Linked DNA regions of Homo sapiens: region 2 is linked to region 1. Evidence: read pairs that join two places in POLR2A ChIA-PET (ENCODE). Cell type or tissue: MCF 10A. All regions are shown on one strand. Each heading gives the region's core, and the rest is flanking DNA. Links, peaks and the distances in the headings are about the cores only.

Region 1 (9,683 bases), core at 950-8,949:
CAGTGAACTATGTGCACCAACACTAAACAGAGTTTGAACTGTGGTGTTTTCTGGGGTCTCAGCTTATGTTTCTGTAGTTTTTCTGTCTCCTTCTTCACTATCAGGCCTTCTTAATAACCTGCTGACAGCTGGAAAACTGGACAACACAGCATGTTTGCAGAGAAGGTTTGAGAGCAAAGACCTAAATGCCAGTGTGTGTGTGTTTGTGTGTTTGTGTGTGTGTGTGTGTGAATGGGCATGTATGCTTGTGAATGGGTTGTGAGAATGGGTCATGTGCCTGTGTGTGAATGAGAGCACACGCACATCTGTGTGTGTGTGTGTGTGTGTGTGTGTGTGTGTGTGTGTGTGTGTGTGCGCGTGCTGGACCAGTGAAGGGAGAAGAGGAGCCAGGGTTTAATTTGGACAGGAACCCAGATGGCAGAAGACTGAGTGGGCTCCTTGGTGCTGCTGGCTATGGCCAGGATTCAGAGTCTCCCCCAGGGTGAAAAGGAAGCTGCAGTCCTCTCCTGAAGCCTCTGAGCAGCATAAAGATGGAGAGACTGCCCTCCTAGAAGAGAATTGGGGTCAGAGTTGGTCACTAAGGGCACTGGATGAGTCACTAACAAGGGTAAGTTTTTGTTGTTTAGTTTGTAGTTTTTCTGATTGCAAAAGCAATACATCTAACTAAACATTTATACAGATTTACACAGATGTAAAAGTTAGAAAGCAGAAAGTCCTCCATAGCAAGGTTACATTCCCTCCACAAGGTACACTCGTGCTCCCAACTATTACAACACATTTTTCCAGATTAAATCATTCATTTCTCCCTTGGAGTTCCCACACTACATATGCTATAAACAAACATTGGTGCATTCTTACCATACTGTTCTTTGTTATATATTTTTGGATACCTTTCCATATTCACACTTACAAAATTCATTTTAAGCCATATATAACATCCCACTCTATGAATGTACCATAACTCAACTAATATTCTATTACGGAGTTATAATAAACAATGCTATGATGAATCCCTACCTTTGCAAACATGTATGAGTATTCCTGGGATAAACTCTGTAAAGTGGAAATTCCTAGGTCAAAGCACATGAATAAATTTAAACAGCCGCCTTCCAATCAGGAAGTACCAGTTTACGAGAGCCAATTTTTTAATCTAATACAATACCAATGCAATAATCTTCAGGCCTATCCAAGGCTCCTGATCAAAACAGGAGAAAACAACAAAGAGTAAGTCAAATGAACTATTATCACAAAGTGCTGTGGGAAATGGGAACTGCAAGCCTGAAACCAGTCTTGTTTGGAGGGCAGCGGCTCCAACATCGGCCTGGCAGTTTCTGGGGCAGAGGAACAGTGTGTGTCTCCCGTGCATGCAGGAGGTATGACTATACATGCTCACAGCACAAGTGGAATCTTCATGGCCACTCCTGGGAACACAGCACACAGCAGCAGGACCTCTTTGGAAGCAGCCATTGTACCGGGGTGGGAGCAGGTTCTCAGAGGCAGAAACCATGATTCTGTTTTTGTTTTTAAAACCAGTGCCACCCCTTACATCTTCACTTAGACTCCCCAACCTGGTGTGGCTGGAGGACAGTGTGGATTAGGCATTTCCCTAACACAAACAGGTTCTTGGCAACAGCGTCAGGGACTTTCTAAAGAACACACTGTACACAAGTTTTAAAGCATCGATTTTGTATCTTTATGCGCCTGGCCAGGCACACTTGGGAACACGCCTTGGTTCTCAGCTAGACTTAGGAGTTGCAAGACTAGGCTCTGATCAGGCTATGTGAGAGCTGGGAGACCCTGGCAAGCACTTAATAGTATCAGACATGCCTCCCTGTGTTGATTCTGTGAGCATCAAATGAGATGAGTGAGAAAATACTCTGTAAGCCCCAAGGCAATGCAGAAATGCAGGGGGGTGTTTACTACAATTATTAGAAAATAACGGCTGGGCGCGGTGGCTCACGCCTGTAATCCCAGCACTTTGGGAGGCCGAGGCGGTCAGATCACCTGAGGTCGGCAGTTCGAGACCAGCCTGACCAACATGGAGAAACCCCGTCTCTACTAAAAATATAAACTTAGCCAGGTGTGGTGGCGCATGCCTGTAATCCCAGCTACTTGGGAGGTTGAGGCAGGAGAATCGCTTGAAACCTGGAGGTGGAGGTTGCGGTGAGCCGAGATCACGCCATTGCACTCCAGCCTGGGCAACAAGAGTGAAACTCCGTCTCAAAAAGAAAAGAAAAGAAAAGAAAAAAACATTTGAGAACTTATGCTAGGCTGGGTGCTGTCTGAATGCTCTAAGGTATACTGACTCATTCAATCCTCATAACTACTCTGCAGGAGCTATGATTACTAACTTCTCCCTCTTGACAGATGAGAAACGAGGCTCCGAGAGTCCACACAACTTAGTCAAGTCCCCAGAGCCCCAGGCAGTGTGGCCACAGAGCCAGGCTCTCACCCTCTCTCTGTTCTGCCACCTTGTTACTGGTATGGGAATTACCTCTCCCAACCCCAGCCTCAGTTTCCTCATTTCCATGTTGAGGTGATCGTCTCAGATACTATCTGAAAAACTCTTCTCTAACCCCTATCTTCTTATAATTTCTATTAGGTGAAAAGTAAGTGACCTTCGGATAATTGTAAGCTTATAGGAGTTCGGAATAAGCAAATTTGAGAATTTTCAAAGGATTATGTCTACAAAAGAGTTCTGCTATTTTTAATCACTTACCTAATCTGGTCATAGCCAGCAACCCAGGACTGAGGCAGGTCAAAGTTCTTCTTGGACAAAAGGTTTCTTTGCATGGGTCTCTGAAGGATTCAGTTACTGAAACCAAACTGAGACATCCGCCACCATTCAACAAACCCAGGAGGAAAAATCCCTTAATAAAATGTACAGTGTACCAAAATAACCTGCTGCTTACAACAAACACCCTCAATGTACGTCTCCCCACCCCACCAAAAAAAAAAAGCCTCTTTCAGCAGAATTTTTTTTTTTTTTTGAGACAGGGTCTCCCTCTGTCACTCAGGCTGGAGTGCATTGGTATAATCATGATTCACTGTAGCCTCAACCTCCCTGGGCTCAGGTAATCCGCGGACCTCAGCCTCCCAAGTAGTTGAGAATACAGGTGCGCGTCACCATGCCCAGCTGATTTTTGCATGTTTTGTAGAGACGGGGTTTTGCCACATTGCCCAGCCTGGTCTCGAACACCTAGGCTCAAGCAATCCAACTGCCTCGGCCTCCTGAAGTGTTGACATTACAGGTGTGAGCTACCACACCTGGCCGAAAATTTTTAAATAAATGAAAAAAGACTCTATAAAAAAAAGTGGAAATGAATTAAAGGCAAACATCACACAGACTAAACACCACCAAAGGACAACTAGTCATTTTACTTTAGGAGACTGGGGAGGTGGAGAGTTCAGCATACAAAACACTAGAAATAGATTCACAAATCAAGTGATTTTTCAGTGCTATTAACTAAAGCAGTAACTGTGGTTGATTCAGTACCATCTAACAAAATGTAAAGTCAGTTACAAAGACTGCACTTAAATAAAAGCAAATACTATGTTATTGTGCTCTTAGAGAAAAATTTTATAAAGGCCTTTTACTAGCTAGACAATTAAATGAGTCCATGTTTTTTAGCAATAAAACAAAAAAATCATGAAGGATAAACAGACATCCTAACACGTAACTAATGCTAAAAAGATTTCATTTAAATGGCACAATTCTCTCTATTCCTTTAACTCTTAAATGACAAAAAAATAAGCAAATATAAATAAATAAATCTCTAATGGAATGCTGATTAAGAGACCTCTCTTCTTGGCCTAATCAATTATAAACCAGAATTAACTGACTAAATGTAAACATAAAACAACATATCTTGAAAGTCTATAACAGCTTTCAACTTTTTAAATTACAAGCACAATAACTGCCATTTTCTGATTGCCTTTATGTGTCAAGTACCTTGCTACTTACTCACATTTAATCTTCTCAAATGCCCACGAGTCAGCTCATACTACAAGACAGGGAAACGCAGGTCAGAGAGGTTACAGAGCTTAGACAAGGCCACACAATCAGTCATGCACTGCAGCCAGGAGCTCGGATCTAATGCTAAGTCCAATGCTTTTTTCAAAACACAACTGCCTATATAGAATTGTAGCTGAATATCATATGAAAAAGCTAACTCATCCCGGGATCAAGGAGGCCACATAGAAGATTCCAGACAGCTGAGGTGCCACGAGCCAGCAAGAATATAGAATAATGTTTTATTGACGACTGTAGGTTTTAAATTTAAATTTTAAAAAAATTTTAAAAGAATAGAAAGGTGTAAAATTAGATGGAAAAATGAGTCAAAAATATTTATAGAATACAAAATAAGTCAAAAAAATGTTTTAAAAAGAATATAGAATAGCATTTAAGAGTGCAGGCTCAGGAGCCAGCTTTTCTGACTTCAACCCTGACTCCTCCACTTGGCACCCTGATGACTGTGGGGCAGTGACTTTCTCTGTGCTTCAGTTTCCCCTCTGCAAAATGGAGATGAGTATCCACCTAAGATTGTTACGGAGACTGAATTAAAATTCACCCAACACTGAGAACCATATCTGGCCCACAGAAATTACTGTATTTATATTTACTGTCAAGAGAAACCTCTGAAGAGAAAGCAGAATGACTAGATTCAGATCTAACAGGCCTGGATATAAGAGCAAGGGCAGAAAACAGGAAAGTAAGTGAAAACAAGCAGGATGAGCTGTAGGGAACGGCATCCTGGAGGAAAACAAGTGACTCAGCTCAAGAAAATGGGAGTCCATCACAGACTCCAGTCAGCAGGGCCAGCTAGAAGAGCACCAGGCAACACGGACAAAAGCCAGAGAGGCATGAAACTGTCCCTGACAAAAGCCACCCGACGCTTCTAAATACCAAATGAAGGCAAAATAAAATTACTTGGTCTTAAATTGGAGGTGAGAAAATGAAGGCAGACCAGCAAGCTCTGTGTTCCCTGGGTCGGGGGTTCTAGAATAACAGAAACAGAGCACCTGCCCAGGACTGGAAGGCACTGATCCAGTGAACCCGCGTCAAGCTGACCATCAGGAGACTGGAGTTAGGATCCACATAGTTAGAGAGAGAGTGGTGCCAAGCACCCATGATAAACCGTGCCTCTGAACTTCCTGCAGCACAGAGACGGGAGCTCATGTGGAAGAGAAGGTAACAAAAGGGCCCTGAAACCAGGAATGAATTTAACAAAGAAATTCCCTCTCCTTTTACACTTGGCCTAGAAAGGTGATCCAGGAACAACACCTGAGTGGGCTTCTCCAGAAGCGGCCTGTCCAACCCGTGTGGCCGTCCTCAGCCAGGTCCTTTGAACCTCGTCCTACACCCAAAATCCCACCCCAAAGCAGAGCCGGCACTGGCATAGGTGCACACAGCCTGACTTCAAACAGGCCTATCCACTGGGCTGGCTGTGTGACTAACAAATAAATGTTAAGTACGCAAATTTACACTTGGCCATGACTTGCTCAAAATTGGCTTAAAATGCTGCAGGGTATGATTCTGAATCAGTAAACAACAATACATTTTTCACTTCAGTCAGCCAAACACAGAGTTCAAATAAGATTTTGAAATTAGAATTCAGACTCATTGCCATTTAGGCTGTGAATTAACAGTTAAAAATTAGTCTCCGTTCACATTCAGCTTAGGTTTGATGAGCAAAACTGCCAAAAGAAAGCATCTGTTTTTGCGGTTTGAAAACATATTTGCTTTAAAAAAGTTTACTTCATATTCAGTCCCTACTTTTTAGGTGAGAGTCTGATTTTGTTTTCCAGTGAGATTCTGGTGTGAGATTGCGACTTCCTCATGAATTGGTCATTGGGAACTGGGTAAGGTGATCCTAGATCCCACAGTGCACTCTCCAGAATCCCCATCAGGTGCTGAGTTGCTGAGTTGCACAAACATGTTCATCTCAAACTGAAGATATGCAGAAAGAGTAGTTGCAAAGTCACTGAAAAGCTACCTGTGCCAAATCAGAGACCCCAAAATATCACAGCAGCTTCACATTTTCATGAGAAACAAGAGGGCACAAGTGAGAGAGAGCCAGGAAAACCCAGGTGGGCCTGGTTTCTAGGGCTCGCTGCTTTTAGGGCCACTGGGGTCGGATCCCACTCCACCTCCACTGCTCACCAAAGCAAACAACATCAACTTTACCAAATATTCCTCTTGCTACAGAGCAAGACATGATTCATTCAGTATCACTATATCCTCCCACACACAAACAAAGGATGCACCATGATCCAGATTTCTTTAGGAAATTAGCAGCTTAATGAAAACTTCTTGAACTTATATACATGATGATTCTTCCACTATTTTATCTGTAAAAGATAGTCACAGGAAAAATCAGGCAAGCACAGACATAGGACCTAAATTAAGAACAATAGAAAATTAAGAACAGGAGTCAGCAAAACTTTTCATGTAGAGAAAAAACTAGATAAGAAAGAAACCATCTGCAGGACCAAAGGGCACCATTTATTTTGAACTGTACTAAAAAAAAAAAAAAAAAAAATTACAGCCATATCTATTTCTTCTTTTAATTATAAAGTTTGCCTAGAAATTAGTAATCTGTCAGCCTATTTCCTAATTTCAGCAGTCACAATGCTGTATGAATGACCTAAAAGTATCAAAACCTAAAGTATTATATACCACACACACACACATAAATGCACACATATATTTACGTAAACGTATATAAAGAGAGACATGAGATAAAGCAGTTAAAATCAATCTGTAGGACTAATTGAGTTGTATATCAAATGAGTTGATATGCAACTAAAATGAGCTGTATATCTAATGGGGTTTAGTTTTGAATTATCTCCAAATTAGCTATCCAATAACTTCCTCAGACCGATAACTTATCACCTTAAAAATCCTCCAGATTGCTAAAAAAAAAAAAAAAGGAACGGTCTAATGCAACCCAGTCCTTCCCTCATGGTCCATGGCCACCACCCTAGCACATACCCTGGGTCATACCTGGATTACTTTTTCTCCCGTCAGCCTTCCTACCACCTTTCTCTTTCTACCTCGGATCCAACCTGTGCCATTCTGCCAGGGTTTCAATACCTCTAAAACACTTCCTTCATACCATTTCTTTGCTTAAAATTTTTAATGCTCAAAGGATAAGCCCAAATTCCTTCACATCAAACCACATTAGAGATGCTTCACAATAAACTTCAACCTACTTTTTAATTAACTGTTCTTCAAGAATTCCCAAATAATAGTAATACAATTGAGCACCCACAGTATGTCAAAATAGTATCCTAACTACTTCACATGCATTAATTCATAAGGACAATAGGACATAAATACTATTATATCCCACCCGGGTGCGGTGGCTCATGCCTATAATCTCAGCACTTTGGGAGGCGGGTTGATCACGAGGTCAGGAATTCAAGACCAGCCTGGCCAACATGGTGAAACCCCATCTCTACTAAAAATACAAAAATTAGCTGGGTGTGGTGGCGCGTGCCTATAATCCCAGCTACTCGGGAGGCTGAGGCACAAGAATTGCTTGAACCCAGGAGGCGGAGGTTGCAGTGAGCAGAGATAGCGCCACTGCACTCCAGCCTGGTGACAGAGAGATTAAAAAAAAAAAAACTACTATTATATCCCCATTCTACAGATGAAGAAACTGAGCACAGCAGAGTGAAAGAAACCGCCTACATCACACCTCACATGAGCAAGCAACAGGGCCAGGGTTCATACCAGGCATTCTGACTCCAGAGCCTCACTGGGAATTGCTAGGCTGTGCTCGCTCTACCTCCACTGTCCCCCACATACGCCCCCTACACTTGAGCACCCTCTACTCTGAGCAACGGAGGCATATTCTCAGTTACCGCTTACCCCATCTGTTATCATTGTTATGGGGCACCACGACCACACCACCTGAATGCACAGGAGAGGGCCTGTGGACAAGAGGACACATTTAATTCTGTCCGTAGGACATGGCTCCCACTGCTTCATAGATGAAAACTGATTGCCCAATTTCTCCATAGGCTCAAGCAAGGGCATGTTTTTTTCTATCTTGTTCTCTCCATCTTCCCTCCTGGTAGAAGAGAGCTTTGCAGTACAGGTTTCCTTGAGAAAGTGTGGTGATCAAGCCGGGGGTGGGGGTTTCTCAGCCTTTTCATTCCTCCACCCCCGGCTACAGGCAGACACAGCTACACATTTGGTGTAGAAAAAGCTCACTAAACTCTCCATCCAGGTCACTGAAGAAAGTTTCCTACTTCCCTGCTCCCTGCTGTTGATATTCACAAGCCCTGATATAAAAGAGAGCATTTAGGCAGTTCTGTTATATAAACTCTCAGCCCTTCACTAAAATTGAAGCTAAATGATTCAGTTTCTACTTTGCAGCATAAACCCCACTTTATACTCAAAAGTCTTATCCTCAAGCTTTACTGATGATTTTTCCTAAAGGAGACATATTCCAAAAGGCCTGGGCTTAGAGCTTTTTTAGACTTACTGGAAATGGTACCAGCTGAATGTCACACAGCATCTTGCTGAAGGCTTTTGGAAACAGCTGATGAAAAAAAGAGAACAGATTGCTAGAGAGGTGAACTATTCCTGGTAGCTTCCTCTTCACTCTCCCAATTCTGTCAACCCAGAGACAGGATTAGAGACCCCTAAAAATGTAATTTAATCTCTTACAATTCTCTGGAGCATAACAGATTGGGCTCTGATAGATGGCTTGTTCATTATTATTAGAATATGCAAGTTAAAAGAAATTAATGCCATTAAAAGATGCAGGTCTGATTCCTTAAAACACCTAAAAGAAATAACAAAAGGCAAACACCCTAGAATTAAAACTACACGACCAAAAGCTCTACAAATCATCTGGTGTCTATAAACACCTCTTAAGGAGTTTTGTTTTAACCTTCCCCTTTATTAAAACAAAGAAAAACATGCTCAAACATTTTAGCTAAAACTGACCATCATCAACTTCTCTTTCCCTCATACATCATTTCATATTTGTAACAGTCCTATTAGTGACCCCATTATACAGATGGTGACATTAAGGCAGAAAAGTTAAATGATTTGCTCAAAGTCACATGGTAAGTGGTGAATCAAGAGCTGAGACTCAGATGCCAGAGCCCCTGCTCTGGGCCACTCTGCTCCACAGCTAATGGGATCGGCTTGTCCTCTTACTCCCTGAAAGGCACTGTGGAATGAGAACACCTCTTTGCAATCCACAAAGATGACTGATTCTAAATACCTCCTCGACAGAAAAGCTGTACTGAGAGGTCAAAGCAAAGACTGGCATTCCACGTGCTTCCCAGCATTTCCTGGTCATCCTTGCAATCAGCCAGGGCCACAATGGAGCATAAGAAGTGATGTGTTTCATTTCCACAGTAAGGCAGTAAGTATGCCTCTCTCGACTCTGTGTTACTGCTGAAGAAGGTGGCCACAGGATGGAGGAGGGTTAATCTGCATGGTTTTGTTTAAGCAAGAAATACACTTTCACTGTTTGATGGGTTATGAAGGCTAGTATTAATGACCCTAGACTTCAGTTTCTTTCCTGCTACACTCAGGCTGGGCTTTCTCTTCCCTGGTTTCCTCTAGTCTAGAGTGTAGTCCCGCTGCCACCTGTCTGAAGAGTTGATTTTGCCCCCACAGGCCATCAACAGTCACAGCTGGAGTGATCTCCAGGGCA
Region 2 (9,683 bases), core at 953-8,952, 110 kb after region 1:
AAAAACTTTTTTTTGGGGGGGTGGGGGGGACGGGGTCTCCCTCTGTTGCCCAGACTGGAGTGCAGTGGCACAATCTTGGATCACTGCAGCCTCAAACTCCCTGAGCTCAAGTGATCCTCCCACCTCAGCCTCCCAAGTAGCTGGGACTAAAGGCACATGCCACTATGCCTGGCTAATTTTTGTATTTTTTGGAGAGACAGGGTCTGGCCATTTTGCCCACACTGGTATTGAACTCCTGGGCTCAGGTGATCCACCCGCCTCAGCCTCCCAAAGTGCTAGGATTACAGGCATGGGCCACTGTGCTCAACCAAAAATAATTTTTTAATTATCAAGAACATTTGAAATATAAAATTATATCCTGTATTTTTTTGTTGTTGTTGTTAATTGAGACAGGGTCTTGCTCTGTGGCCCAGGCTGGAGTGCAGTGGTACAATCATAGCTCACTGCAGCCTCGAACTCCTGGGCTCCAAGGATCCTCCTGCCTCAGCCTCTCAAGTAGCTGGGACTACAGGAATGCACCACCGTGTCTAGCTAACTTTAATTATTTTGCTTTTGTAGAGACAGGATCTGGCTATGTTGACCAGCCTGGTTTCCAACTCCTGGCCTCAAGCAATCCTCCTGCCTCAGCCTCCCAAAGTGTTGGGATGATAGGCATGAGTCACTGTGCCTTCCAATCCTCTTGTTTTGTTTTGTTTTGTTTTGTTTTGTTTTGTTTTGTTTTGTTTTGTTGAGACAGGGTTTCACCATGTTGCCCAGGCTGGTCTTGAACTCCTGGACTCACGCAATCCTCCCACCTTGGCCTCCCAAAGTACTAGGATTACAGGCGTGAGCCACGATTCCCGGCCAATCCTCTGTTTTTAATAGTGAACTCGCCCTGGTGAATAATATAACTTAAGATGTTAGCTAATCATAGTAGTGTGTATGTATAATTTAAAACTATACATATATTAAGACTGCTCAAAAAGTAATCACACTACAAAGGCTAAGCAATCAAAAAAGCTTGGAGAAGACACACAAATGACCAACAGTTGTATGAAAAATGCTCAGCATCACTCATCATCAGCAAAATGCAAAGCAAAACTACAGTGAGATATTGCACCCCAGTTACAATGGCTATTGTCAAAAAGACAAAAAATAACAAATCTTGGTGAGGATACAGGGAAAGGGGATATACACTGTTGGTGAGAATGTGAGTTAATACAGCCATGGAAACCATATGAAAGTTCCTCAAAAAACTACAAATCAAAACTACCTTTGATCTAGCAAGCCCACTGCTAGTATATATCCAAAAGAAAGACGCATATCAAAGAGGTACTGTACTTGTATGTTTATTGGAGCACAATTCACAACAGCCAAAATATCAACCCCAGTGCCTATCAGCAAATGAATGGATAAAGAAAATATGGTACATATACATGATGGACTATTATTCAGCCATAAAAGATGAAATCCTGTCATTTGCAGCAACATGAGTTGACCTGGAGGACATTATGTGAAATGAAATAAGCCAGGCACAGAAAGACAAATACCACATGATCTCTCTAATATGTAGGAAACTTGAAACAGTTGATCTCATGGAGTTAGAGAAAAGAATGGTGGTTCCCAGCTGGGTGCAGTGGCTCGTGCCTGTAATCCCAGCACTTTGGGAGGCTGAGGCGGGCGGATCAGAAGGTCAGGAGATCGAGACCATCCTGGCTAACATGGTGAAACCCTGCCTCTACTGAAAATACAAAAAATTAGCTGGGCATGGTGGCGGGCGTCTGCAGTCCCAGCTACTCGGAAGGCTGAGGCAGGAGAATGGCGTGAACCTGGGAGGTGGAGCTTGCAAGTGAGTGGAGATTGCACCACTGCACTCCAGCCTGGGCGACAGAGCGAGACTCTGTCTCTAAATAAATAAATAAATAAGTAAATAACACATGTACTCCAGAAATATGTATAACTATCATGTATCAATAAAAAATTAGTTTTTAACAAAGACTTGGAGGTTGGGCACAGTGGCTCATGCCTGCAATCTCATCACTTTGGGAGGCTGAGACAGGAGAATCACTTGAGCCGAGGAGTTCGAGACCAGCCTAAGCAACATAGTGAGACCTCATCTCTACAGAAAATTCAAAAATTAGCTGGGTATGGTGGTGTGTGCCTGCAGTCCCAGCTACTTGGGAGAGTGAGGCAGAAGTATCTTGAGCCCAGGAGTTCGAGGCTGCAGAGAGCTTTGATGGTGCCACTGCACTTCAGCCCGGGTGACACCCAGATTCTGTCTCTGAAAAAGAAAAACAAAAAACCCACTGCTCTTCCTCTCCACCTGTCATCCACAAGCCTCCCAGGTAGATTCTCCATCACCCAGAGGCAGGTGGGGAATTCCTCCACCCTCACAGTCCACTGAGTCCGAGTGTGCTTCCTCACAGGACCTGAGTGATTGCTGACCTATCTCATGTGGAGGGCCATTCTTCCTTGAGACACTGTTTCTGTTTTCCTGATTTTCCTGTAACCATCCAAACCACTCTTTTTCCCTTTGTGGCCACTTTTCCTTACTTTAGCCGTGAGCCACTGCCTTGCAGATGTAGCCTTTCCCTCTGCATGGCTGATTCTCAAATCTTTGTCTCCAGGCTTGGACTCCCCCATATACCCCAGTCTCTGTCTGTCCAAATGTTTACAAGATTCCCACACATTCCCCTAAGCTTAATGTGTGTAAAACAACACCTCCTTTCCCACCCACCTTCCCTGTTTTCCTGGCCTGGTTGAAGATCACTATTTTCAGGACTGCTGAGGCAAGGACTCTGAGATCACTCTCACCCTCCCTCTCTAATTGACCATCGTCATCCAAGCTGTCACAGACACCTGTCAATATTGCCTTCCAGGGGTCCCCTAGACTTCACTGTTTCCTTTTTGTTCTTTTTGCCCCGACTCTGAGCCCTCACCAGGTCACATCCGCATGGCTGCTACTTCCTTTTGTCTGGCTGCCTTCTCTCAAGCTGAAATGAGCTCTTATCTGCCGGTAGCCCATTAGTCTCACATTATATATGTCACTCAGGCTCCCCCACAGATGCCCTGTTCCCACTAGAATATTGGCTTCATTGGGTCCCTGCCCTCCACACCTCTTCCAGGCTCCCTCTCTGTCCAGACTGTCACACCTCACACATCCTCTTCCCTCCTCCCCATGGGCTCACTCTGTCACGCAGGCTGGAGTGCAGTGACAGGATCATAACTCACTGCAGCCTCAAACTCTCAGGCTCAAGTGATCCTCCCACCTCAGCCTCCCAAGTAGCCAGGACTACAGGTGCACATTACCATGCCCAGCTGTTTTTTACTTTTTAGTTGAGATGGAGTCTCACTGTGTTGCTCAAGCTGGTCTTGAACTCCTGGGCTCAGGCGATCCTCCCACTTTGGCCTCCCAAAGTGCTGGGATCACAGGCATGCATGAGCCACTGTGCCCAGCCTCCCACCTCCTCCTCTTTTGCGTGCTCTGCCATCAGGCAATCTGTGATCCTGCTCCATTCTAAGCTCTGCCATGTGTTAGTGCTTTGATCTTAGACAAACTAACAGCTCCAAAACCTCAATTTCTTTATCCATAAAATTATTACTACCTCGGCCGGGCACGGTGGCTTATGCCTGTAATCCCAGCACTTTGGGAGGCCGAGGCGGGTGGATCACTTGAGGTCAGGAGTACCAGACCAGCCTGCCCAACATCGTGAAACCCCGTGTCTACTAAAATACAAAAATTAGCTGGACGTGATGGTGGTCGCCTGTAATCCCAGCTAGTCAGGAGGCTGAGGCAGGAGAATCACTTGAACCCGGGAGGCGGAGGTTGCAGTGAGCCAAGATTGCGCCATTGCATTCCAGCCTGGGCAGCAGAGCAAGACTCCATCTCAGAAAAAAAAAAAAAAATATATATATATATATATACACACACACACACACACACACACACACACACACACACACATATATACACATCAATATGTATATATATACATATATGTGTGTGTGTATATATATACATATATACACGTGTAGATATACACGTATATATATATATACATATAACCTTATTTCGGGGTTGTTGAAAGGATGAAAATGGCATCATGCATGGAAGGTTATTTAGCCCAGTACCTAGCATAAAGATCTGAATTGTGCCTCGTTTTAGGATTAGCAAAACGTGATTGGCAAAATCAGAGTCATATGGCAAACACCCAGTTGGGTGAGTGAGTCACAGGAATAGGTGCTTAATGTTTGTTGGCTTAACAACTTGCAAGCTCTAACATAATCTCCGTCCTCTGCTAACATTATCTGATAGCTCAGATGCTGAAACATTTCATTCTTCTTTAAACTCCATGGCGTTTATGCGCGTGAGCCGCCACACCTGGGCTGACTCTTTTTTGTAATTCTTTCACAGATGTTCCATCTGTCTAACTAGTTTTCAAGTTCCTTGAGGACAAGGATAATGATATTATTACAGCTGACATTTCTTGAATGTGGACTATGAGCTAGCATTTTCAATTTATAAACTCGCTTAACCCGCACCACAGCCTGATGAGGGAGCTTGCTGTCGTCATCCCTGAGTTATGAATCAGGAAGCAGAGGCCCAGGTTGCCAGCGTGTTACCCGAGGGCACAAGGTTAGTGAGCAGCAGCACTGAAGCACTGCAGCCCAGCCCAGCAGCAAGGTATGTTGCCGTGTACTGCTTCCTAGGGTGCGGGACTGCACGCCCTCAGGTGAGTAGGAGAGAACTTACTGATTCCCTGACTGATAGAAACCCTTATCTTTGCAGCTACACGTGCTTTTCTAGCAGATGCCTGGGCTCCTGGACATATTGCTCTGAGGCTATTTGACAGCACTCCTGCCATCCTCCTGGCCCCCTAAGATAAAACTTTCTTTAAAGAGCGTCCTAAAAACCAGATTTACACACAAAAGCCAGGATGACTCCTAGCAGATGTTTTGCTACCTGAAGGTTGTTATGTCATGTAGAAAATGAAGGAGGAAAGAAAGAAAAGGAGAAGGAGGGGAGAGGGCATGTGGGAGAAGGGGAGAGGGCATGTGGGAGAAGGGGTGAGGACAGTGAACAGACCGGGGAGTACCAGAAAGACCAGCTCTTCCCAAACAGCTTCTGCCATGATGCTTGCTTCATGCTAAATGACCCACAAACTTCATTCATGTGTGGGTTTGCCCTTGTGCCTTCTTGGTCCCCCAAGCAGGGACAGAGTTCTGTTCGGAGAAGCTGGAATGGACCGAAAGCCAGGGAAGGAGCTGGTGGAAACCCAGGCAGGCCTCCCTCAAGTGGCATGATCTCAGGAAATGGAAATATTGTACAAAGAAGCAAGATGCCTGGCGCCAACTTCCATGCTGTGCTGAATGACAAATCCAAGATGGTTGGCCAGGTATGGTGGCTCACGCCTGTAATCCCAGCACTTTGGGAGGCTGAGGCAGGTGGATCACTTGAGGTCAGGAGTTCAAGACCAACCTGGCCAACATGGTGAAACCCTGTCTCTACTAAAAATCCAAAAATTAACCAGGTGTAGTGGCGTGTGCCTGTAATCCCAGCTACTCAGGAGGCTGAGGCAGGAGAATCACTTAAACCTGAGAGGCAGAGGCTGCAGTGAGCCGAGATTGCACCACTGCACTCCAGGCTGGGCAACAGAGTGAGACTCTGTCTCTCATAAAGAAAAAAAATGGCATATGAAACATGAATTTTAAGTAAAAAATTACACAGGATGTGTTACTGTACTGGAAACTAACTTTGGAAAATAGGAGTAGATTTCCTGCACCTTATATCAACTCCTTCTGTGATAGAAATGAAACCCACTCTAATGATCCCAAGCATATCTGTGAAGTCTTACAAGGGGTCAGACTGGCAGCACCATCCACAGGGACATTACCTCTAAGGATCATATATCAAGAGCCAGATCCCAATCAGGAAATTTCTTCCACCATTGTCAGTACAAAGGGCACTCAGCAAGCATCTTTTCCAAATGGACATCTACCCAGAAGTATCCACATAACCCAATCATCAATACTCAGAAACAAGAAGATATTAGAACTGTTCTTTCTTGCAGGGGTAAAAATAAGGAGGATTAGGAAGATGAAGCCATGGCAATGAACGATAAGTAGCACAAACCTTACCTAATCTCTGTCTCATTTAACTGGGTAAACAGCAGCTCTGACACAATTATATGCCCCCAGATGCTGCTGTGACATTACTAGGTTACAGTGAACACAGTATCAGCTGATGCCATTGGAATAAACATGCAGATTTCCAAAACCAAAGTGTTTGCATGTAATATATATTTCATGTTCTTGTCACCTCAAGCCTGTCTTGAAGCTGATTTCATGCAGCATCCTCTAGACTTGAAGGAACATCACTCCACATTTCAAAGAGTAACAGCATGTATTTTTACAATTTACTCCTTAGCAGGGGGGAATTAGAGCATTAACTGTAGGAAATTTTTCTCTTGTACAATAAACCGAAAGCTTTGTAACCATAAAATGACAATTTTCATTAAAAAGCACGCTTACTTTTGGTATTGCCAGTTACGTAAAGGATAAATGTCTTCGGGCAAAAGGACACGTGGCCATAACCTTTTCCTGACAAGTCTGTCTCCGGTTTTCTCCAAGCAATGTCAGATTTTATATTTTTCCAAAAGAAACAAACGGGAATGCCTCATGAATTGTTCCTGTGGATTTTTAGTTCAATACTACATGACACTTGTATATTAGGCTCCTAAATACTGTGCAACACGGCAACAGTGATGAGAATCACTACTCTTAGACCACACTTGAATTAGTGTCTCTTCCATCCACCCACGTTTTTTGGCTCTTCTTCCTCTGATCTCCCCTGCCTTGAGGCTCAGCACTCCCCCTAACACCCTAGTGGTTCTCAACCTGGGCAATTATGCCCCCAGGAGACATTTTTGGTTGTTGCAACTAGGGGATGCCACTGGCATGTAGTGGGTAGAGGCTAGGGATTCTGCTAAACATCCTACAAGGCACAGGACAGCCCCCCAAAACAAAAATGATCTAGCTCCACATGCCAATAGTACTGTGGCTGAGAAAACCTGCAATATGCTAACCAAACCACTTTTAATTAAAAGGAGAAAAAAGGCCGGGAGCGGTGGCTCACGCCTGTAATCCCAGCACTTTGGGAGGCCGAGGCGGGCGGATCACGAGGTCAAGAGATCGAGACCATCCCGGCTAAAACGGTGAAACCCCGTCTCTACTAAAAATACAAAAAAATTAGCCGGGCGTAGTGGCGGGCGCCTGTAGTCCCAGCTACTTGGGAGGCTGAGGCAGGAGAATGGCGTGAACCCGGGAGGCGGAGCTTGCAGTGAGCCGAGATCCCGCCACTGCACTCCAGCCTGGGCGACAGAGCGAGACTCCGTCTCAAAAAAAAATAAAAAATAAAAAAAAAAAAAAAATAAAAGGAGAAAAAAGCCTTTTCAAGATCTTACAACGGCTCTTATTAGATTATAAATTGTAACCTCCTCAGCCTTACTTTCAACACCTTTCCCAATCCATTTCTAACCTACCTGTCACCTGAACTGAGCAAACCTATGCTGAGCTCCCCCATGTGCAGGAGGTGCAAAGCTACTGAAAGACGAAGAGGGGTTGGTGCTTTCCAGAAGCCCATTCACGGGTGCAGGAGACGGAGAAACTGGAGCATGTGGCTAGCACCCAGCAGGTATCAGGAATGGTCTTTCCTTTCTTCCTAATTAGCTCTAATTCCAGGCTGACTGTGATGGGTGGATAAAGAGTGGTGGATCTTAGTGTTTTCCCCACATCGTAATCTGTGCTCTTGTTTGTCTTTTAATCTATTAGGAAAATTTGAAAGACTAGGTTTTTTTCTATTTGACATAGATCTACCTTTCTTTCTTTCCTTCCTTCCTTCTTTCCTTCCTTCCTTCCTTCCCTCTTTTTTTTTTTTTTTTTTTTTTTGAGACGGAGTTTCGCTGTTGTCGCCCAGGCTGGAGTGCAATGGTACGATCTCGGCTCACCGCAACCTCCGCCTCCCAGGTCCAAGGGATTCTCCTGCCTCAGCCTCCTGAGTAGCTGGGATTACAGGCATGCACCACTACATCCAGCTAATTTTGTATTTTTAGTAGAGATGGGGTTTCTCCATGTTGGTCAGGCTGGTCTCGAACTCCCGACCTCAGGTGATCTGCCCACCTCGGCCTCCCAAAGTGCTGGGATTACAGGCACGAGCCACCATGCCTGGGCTTCTTTCCTCTTTCTTTTTAAGAAACATGGTCTTTCGCCTGTAATCCTAGCACTCTGGGAGGCTGAGGCGGGAGGATCACCTGAGGTCGAGAGTTCAAGACCAACCTGATCAACATGGAGAAACCCCGTCTCTACTGAAAATACAAAATTAGCCAGGCGTCATGGTGCATGCCTGTAATCCCAGCTACTCGGGAGGCTGAGGCAGGAGAATTGCTTGAACCCAGGAGGTGGAGGTTGCGGTGAGCCGAGGTCATGCCATTGCACTCCAGCCTGGGCAACAAGAGTGAAACTCAGTCTCAAAAAAAAAGAAACAGGATCTTACTCTGTCACCCATGCTGGAGTGCAGTGGTGCAGTCATGGCTCACTGCAGCCTGGAATCCCTGGGCTCAAGTGATCTTCCTGCCTCAGCCTCCCAAATAGCTGAGACTACACATCCCAGGTAATTATTTTTATTTTTATTTTTGTAGAGACAGGGTCTCACTATGTTTCCCAAGCTGGTCTGGAATTCCTGACCTCAAGCAATCTTCCTGCCTCGGCTTCTCAAAGTGCTGGGATTACAGGCATGAGCCACCGTGCCCAGCCTCCTTACCTTTATAATTTCTAATAAATATTGTTTTGGTTATACTGAATAAGCATGCCATACTAACAAGAAGCTTTTAGGCTAGCATGTCTCAAAATGTTTTAGCAATTTTCTACTCAGCCTTATGTGTTCATGATCTCTCTGCTCTTGCTACTAATTGAGAAATTAATATTGTTCTCAGTGGCTATGATGTAGATTGAATTGTTCAGCCACAGATTTTTCATCCTGAGATGCCCTTGGGTGCCTGCTAGTTGTTTTTCTTAGGTTGGCTGTTTTGTTCTTCATCTTAAAATATTAACATGTCGGGGCGGGCGCAGTGGCTCATGCCTATAATCCCAGCACTTTGGGAGGCTGAGGCAAGTGGATCGCCTGAGGTCAGGAGTTCGAGACCAGCCTGGCCAACATGGAGAAACCCCGTCTCTACCAAAAATACAAAAATTAGCCAGGCATGGTGGTGCATGCCTGCAGTGCCAGCTCCTCAGGAGGCTGAGACAGGAGAATCACTTGAACCCAGGAGACGGAGGTTGCAGTGAGCCGAGATCGCGCCACTGCACTCCAGCCTGGGTGACAGAGCAAGACTCTGTCTCAAAAAAAAAAAAAAAAAATTAAGATGTCAAAGTATTAACCTGCTGTTTTGATAGAAAAATAGCAATGAGGATGGGCGTGGTGGCTTACACCTGTAATCCCAGCACTCTGGGAGGCCGAGGCAGGTGGGTCATGAGGTCAGGAGATCGAGACCATCCTGGCCAACATGGCAAAACCCCATCTCTACTAAAAACACAAAAATTAGCCAGGCGTGGTGGCGTGTGCCTGTAGTCCCAGCTACTCAAGAGGCTGAGGCAGAGAATCGCTTGAACCTGGGAGGCGGAGGTTGCAGTGAGCCGAGATCACGCCA

What was found. Peaks named below come from ENCODE experiments on the same cell type or tissue, not always from the same donor. Only the 100,000 strongest peaks of a DNase experiment are listed, where the experiment ranks them.
Region 2: POLR2A ChIA-PET joins it to region 1 with 12 read pairs; 4 of 35 experiments call an interaction of 5 or more read pairs at or near these places.

Annotation. Positions count from the first base shown.
Region 1 is chr10:35,416,783-35,426,465 of GRCh38, reverse strand. The region is part of intron 1 of CCNY (cyclin Y); the gene reads right to left. Among named protein-coding and RNA genes, the nearest start is that of CCNY, 85 kb to the right of the region's middle. In MCF 10A, for the core only: no CTCF peak of the experiment used is centred there; DNase peaks (open chromatin) are centred at 2,375 and 4,765.
Region 2 is chr10:35,302,021-35,311,703 of GRCh38, reverse strand. LOC107984220 (a long non-coding RNA gene) reads left to right here and starts at 4,989. Exons shown (of 3, transcript XR_007062113.1): 1 at 4,989-5,375. It also overlaps a transcript of CCNY not described here. RefSeq lists a silencer at 6,828-6,887. In MCF 10A, for the core only: no CTCF peak of the experiment used is centred there; DNase peaks (open chromatin) are centred at 4,193 and 4,593.